Regions from separate parts of the Homo sapiens genome. Here region 1 is linked to region 2. A link is an interaction called in ENCODE POLR2A ChIA-PET data of the cell type or tissue named here. Cell type or tissue: OCI-LY7. All regions are shown on one strand. Links, peaks and the distances in the headings refer to the core of each region. The heading gives the core; the rest is flanking DNA. Region 1 overlaps RTN1 (reticulon 1). Region 2 overlaps DHRS7 (dehydrogenase/reductase 7).

Region 1 (2,925 bases), core at 331-2,830, 410 kb after region 2:
ATGCGTATTCTGTCAAACACAAAGGGAGCCTCTTATATCCCTGGCTAAAGGCCAGAGAGGCAGCAGGAAACTCCTCACCCCACCCTGTGCCACTCTCTTCTCTCCAGCCTTTGCATCTCCACCTCTCTCAAATGTCCATGAGGCATCGAGATGAAGAGGACAGTGAGAGGTCCTCAAACCTTCCCCTGCCCCTGGTGACTGGCATTCTACCATATCCCAAAGAGCTTTGGTATGCACCTCAGGTGAAAGAGCTTCTAGTAAACTCTGAAAATGGAAGCAAAGCCTGTAGAGGAGGAGCGATTGCTCTAAACCCTGATGGTATAGTACAAATCCAAGTGTTGGAATAGAACAGAATTAATGAAAGTTCCTCCTATCTTCTTTCCCTATAGATTTTAGCATTAATTCCTTCTCCCCAAAGTTCCTTCAGACTCATTCAACCATAGAACTCCAAGGGTCTTAAAGATTCACTGCGCCAGGTCCCTGATTTTCAAATTTACTCATTCACGCAACAAACACTTTCTACATACTTTCTTTTGGTTGGGTACTCTATGAGGCACGACTGATGGGGAATTAACGAAAAATAAAAAACAAACAAAAACCAGTCCCTGCCTCCAGGGGACCAGACGACCAAGGAAGCAGTCCCAATCCAGTGTGCTTGGTGTCCTGAGAAAGGGAATTGTACGGTGCTGACGAGCCCTGGAGTCCAGCAGCTCCCCAGGTGAACTGGGACCACAGGTGACTCTCAGAGGAACAGGGGAAACAAAGAGGTGAAGGGAAGGGTGCCCTTCCAGTCTGAGGAGCTGCATGGACATGGAGTTGTGAGGGCCCAGTGAACTTCACTTAAGATGTAAATTGAGATTTGGGTAGTAATGACAAATCAGAAAACCAAGGCTCCAGGTGGATTAGATACGTCTTGCCCCTGCCTAAAACATGAGGTCAGAACATATCCGAGTTTCCAAGCTTCCTTGTACTCTTTCTGGCAATGCATAGTAAAACTCTTTTATTATTTCCTGCCGTAAAGATACTTGGTGTTCTGAAGATGTAAGTTAATATAGTCAAGCTGTGTTTTACAGAGCTCCCGGGTTGTCCAGTAGTCAGTCCACAAGAACTTCAGCCAGTCCTCAGGAATAGTGAAATGCCCTAGCAAGTATAGGTCTACTTACACGGCACATGCTTCATGTAAAAATTACAGTTTGCAAAGACTTGACAAAGGGTCCATTAATTTTTAGGGAATTTCCATTTTTAAGTAGCCATGGCCCAATTGGGTTCTGGAGAAGGTTCAAGAGAAAACAAAGGCAGATCTGGCTCACATGATATTGGAGTTTTACGATGTTGGGTTGCCCACTTGACAGTATGGGGTTAGGACAATGATTGTCTCTGCAGCTGCAATCAAATAAACATTCTAAGCAAGGCATATTCAGGAAAGAGAAAATGGCCCATTACACATTCTCTCCTATGTTCAGCTCCTCTCTCCATATACATCCCACATCAAAATACCAGAGTCATATGACAACAGATAAGAATGAAATTAACAGGAAGAATCAGCTTCTCATTGAAGCCTTTCTCCCTGCCCTTTTTATCCTGCGAGGTTTCTGACCCCCTTCCCATCTTCTTATGACCCCTGGCACCATGTGACACTGTGCCCATAGACAGTAGAGGATATGGACTTTATTACATCTGTTGAGTCTTGGGTCACTCTGCCATTTCCAGTGACAACAGATTGAAAACAAAAATTGAGAACTGCACATAATTCTACATAGAAACTGAGGAAAAAGAAAGCATGTTAAGCAAAAAAGGGTCCAGTTTATCATTGTTTAATAAATAAGGAAATCATCAAATCTGGAGAATAACTGAAGAGAAATTCTAATTTGGGTTAGCTTTAGCCACAGATGCTGATGTTTAAGCAAGGTGTCTAATATATTTATATTTCTCCCAATTCCAATAGATTATTCCATTTTGTAACGTTCTCCAACATACTTACCTATTTTTACTACATAATATACACTGAGGTGGAGAGGTGAGAATTGTTATAGCTGAAATACTGGAAGTCTCTTTTAAGCCAAGATCAGTCATGAAAAAAGTGAAGCAATTTAGGAAAACATAATAAATGCCCTGATGCCCCAGACATTGACCAGGAGCACCATGTTGTTTCTGACACAAACACCAAGAGGGATATTATGATGGTCCTGGGTGTTATGTGAGCTATTAGCCTCAAAAAGGACAATAATCAGGAAGTCATCCTTAAAACACCCCAGTTTCCCTCAAGAAGAAATGAGCAATTAAAAGTAAATCAACTTAAATTTGAAAACTACCATTGCTATTTCCTTGCATTGATGGGATCTATGATTCTCCTACCCATTTTTAAAATTCATTCTTTTGTTCAAAAAATATTTAGAGTGACTTCTATACATCAGACATGCACTGGCCACTGAGACCTTGTAGTAAATAAGATGTACAAGGTCCCTGCCCTTGCACAGCTTACCTGCTAGTCAGAGGAAACAGGCAATAAAAAACAAACCCATAAATAAACAGTGTAATTTTATAGTGTGAGCACTAGAAAGAGTGATAGAGGGTTGGGTGTGAGGGGTCCAAGGACTGCCCCTCTGAGGAGATGACACATGAACTGAAATCTGAATGAGCAGAAGGAGCCCACAGTTCAGAGAGAAGCTAGGAGGGACCTCAGGTGTGGGGGAATAGCAAATGCACAGGGCCTGAGTCTGTATTATATGAGAACTGAAAGGGGGTTGGTGACACAGGGGAGGAAGAGGGAAGTGGGGCAGAGAACACCATTGGACAGATAGGCAGGGCCGAGATCGTGGGGAAGGAGTTTGGATTTTGTTCCAAATGTAATTGGAAGCCATTGGAGGGTTTTAAGCTGAAAAGTAACATCATTTATTCTTTCATCTATTTATTTAACAAATATGT
Region 2 (2,925 bases), core at 172-2,671:
GGTCAACAATGGTGGAATGTCCCAGCGTTCTCTGTGCATGGATACCAGCTTGGATGTCTACAGAAAGCTAATAGAGCTTAACTACTTAGGGACGGTGTCCTTGACAAAATGTGTTCTGCCTCACATGATCGAGAGGAAGCAAGGAAAGATTGTTACTGTGAATAGCATCCTGGGTATCATATCTGTACCTCTTTCCATTGGATACTGTGCTAGCAAGCATGCTCTCCGGGTAAGGCTGCTCAAACTCAACTCTGATAGAACTGACTTAAATGTGTATATGGGGGATATGGCCATCACTGTGTGAGGTCCTTGGAACTGGAAGTGATGTGGGGAGACAGAGAGACCCAAGGAGACTTTTGGTAGAGGACACCCCCAGTAGATGCTAAAAAAGACTTGATCCACACATGCCTCTAACTTGTTGAACAAATAAATATGTATCAAGCACTGCATTGTGCCATGTACTACAACAGACCCTGGGGATATAAAGATAATAAGATGTGGTCTCTGCCCTCAAAAAGTGTATCATCTATTTAACATGTTACTCTTCACCTTATCCTTATTCCTACTAAATCTTCATGGAAAATTGGGGGTCCACTTCTCCTTTCTTCTACATACACTTCAGGATGTACTTTTTCCTCCCCATTTCTGTGACTTCTTTTCCTTGCCCCTTGTAGTTGGTGTTTATTTTGCCTGGTCTAATTATATATGCATGTCAGAAATAGGTACTTCCCACAGGATGATTAGTCCTGGTCTCATATCCTTACTGGGAAAAATCTTGACTGTATTCTCTCTGGTTTCATTGGAAGAAGAAAATCTAGTCAAGGCAGAGGCAAGGAGAGAAGCTTGATTTGGACTGCATAACTTACGATGTATAAATATTAGAAATGGATGAATTTTTAATGGTGGCTTAAGACTGGATATAAAGAAATTATAAGGCCAATAGGAAAAGAATGATTAAGGAAGACACAAAATTTATATTTAAAGCTGTTGAAGTCAGTTTAAGTAGAATGTTTCACTGTTGGAATCATGAGATGCAATAGCTACATGGTCATCATGGTTTCATGAAAATTTGAAGCTTTGGTTCTTTAGGACATCTTTTTTCTGCTGCAAAGTGCAGACAATTGCAGACAGTGATGAAGCGGAATGCTATACTGATGATTTCCTCATATTTAGTAACAGGCATCAGTCACTTCCTGTGGAGCAGTTGGGCAAGCCTCAGGCAGGCAGATGAGGGAGGGCGGCCACCCATCTGTTTGGCACCACGTGTCTCATAAGATATGCTGGATGCTTTCAGTAAACACAGATGAGCTGTCTGGCCTGCCCTCCAAGACTCATTATTTTATTACTGGATTTGATCCTATGATAAAATGTGGCAGGTTGAGACTGTAGTTACCAGGAAGCTCTTTTTGAAGAGCACATTTCCTTCTCAGATTCTCAGTAAACTACAGAATTAACTTGTTTATCATTGAAAAGTTTACACACAATACTAGATGTGATTTCAAACAAGGAGAGGTTTTAGTGTTTGATATATTGGCTTGCTTGGTGTCCTCTCTCCTCTTTTGCTACAGAGAGGCAGAAGGTTAAAGTTATGGGAGTTTTCCATTCAATTAGCAAGCTTTTTTTTTTTTTTTGGGTTCATCTCTGAGTCTGGCACTGTATTGGTCTCTGATCATAAACCCTCATAGCCCCTCTGTTTGTTGGGGTCAGCATTTCAGAGCTGATAACTGTTTAACATTTTTGGATCATATACAATGTACTGTGGGTTAGCTGTTTAGGCTTTTCAATAGATAACCCAGCCTTATAACAATGTAGTCTTGGAACATTTCCTAATTTAGGAAGAGATGAGAGGCAGTAGATTTCTGTTTACTCCCCATTGGTTTAGAAATGGTCAGTATCTTTTTAAGTCTAGAAGGTCTAGTCTGTTTTACACAAGTCATTCAGTAGGCAATCATATTACATTTTTAATTAGCCACATACCCTCTTATTACCCAAAAAGATAAATGTTTGCTAAAATGAATTAATACTGTTAAAATAGAAATATAAATGGAAAAAGTTGAATTCATTCTTTCTGATACTTTCTGTGAAGTACTAATCCCATCTTCCTCACCTTTGCCCCAAAAATTTGCACTTTAGACTACTTTGGGGAATAAATAGAAACCTGACCTCAGTGATTCTCAGTGGAGGACATATACCCCTTTTGGAGTGGGGAGAGGAGGACTGGTATGAAGAGCATATATCAGAATCTATAGGGATAGTTCTTTTTACCTATCCAGTGCATGCCTACCATAAAAATCATTGATGGGAAGACCCCTCACTATCAAAGGGGGTGAACCATTTATACCTGGAAAGAGCTGAGAATGTCTGTTCTAGATTGCCTCCAGTCTACTGTTAAAAGTGCCTTATACACTATTCACAATAGCAAAGACTTGGAACCAACTCAAATGTCCATCAATGATGGACTGGATTAAGAAAATGTGGCACATATACACCATGGAATACTATGCATCCATAAAAAAGGATGAGTTCATGTCCTTTGTAGGGGCATGGATGAACCTAGAAACCATCATTCTCAGCAAACTATTGCAAGGACAAAAAACCAAACACTGCATGTTCTCACTCATAGGTGGGAATTGAACAATGAGAACACTTGGACACAGGAAGGGGAACATCACACAGTGGGGCCTGTCATGGGGTGGGGGGAGTGGGGACGGATAGCATTAGGAGATATGCCTAATGTAAATGACCAGTTAATGGGTGCAGCACACCAACGTGGCACATGTATACATATGTAACAAACCTGCATGTTGTGCACATGTACCCTAGAACTTAAAATATAATAATAAAAAAAAGTGCCTAATAAGCTTGCATGATTACACTACCTGTCCTTTACTCACACATTTTAGAACATATTTTGATAAATCATGA

What was found. ChIA-PET counts read pairs that join two places held together with the same protein. Peaks named below come from ENCODE experiments on the same cell type or tissue, not always from the same donor. Only the 100,000 strongest peaks of a DNase experiment are listed, where the experiment ranks them.
Region 1: POLR2A ChIA-PET joins it to region 2 with 6 read pairs; 2 of 35 experiments call an interaction of 5 or more read pairs at or near these places.

The regions. Positions count from the first base shown.
Region 1 is chr14:59,741,564-59,744,488 of GRCh38, reverse strand. The region is part of intron 2 of RTN1 (reticulon 1); the gene reads left to right. Among named protein-coding and RNA genes, the nearest start is that of MIR5586, 96 kb to the right of the region's middle. In OCI-LY7, for the core only: no CTCF peak of the experiment used is centred there; no DNase peak of the experiment used is centred there.
Region 2 is chr14:60,150,243-60,153,167 of GRCh38, reverse strand. DHRS7 (dehydrogenase/reductase 7) reads left to right here. Exons shown (of 7, transcript NM_016029.4): 4 at 1-229. Among named protein-coding and RNA genes, the nearest start is that of DHRS7, 14 kb to the left of the region's middle. In OCI-LY7, for the core only: no CTCF peak of the experiment used is centred there; a DNase peak (open chromatin) is centred at 1,217; H3K4me3 peaks cover 453 bases; H3K27ac peaks cover 1,434 bases.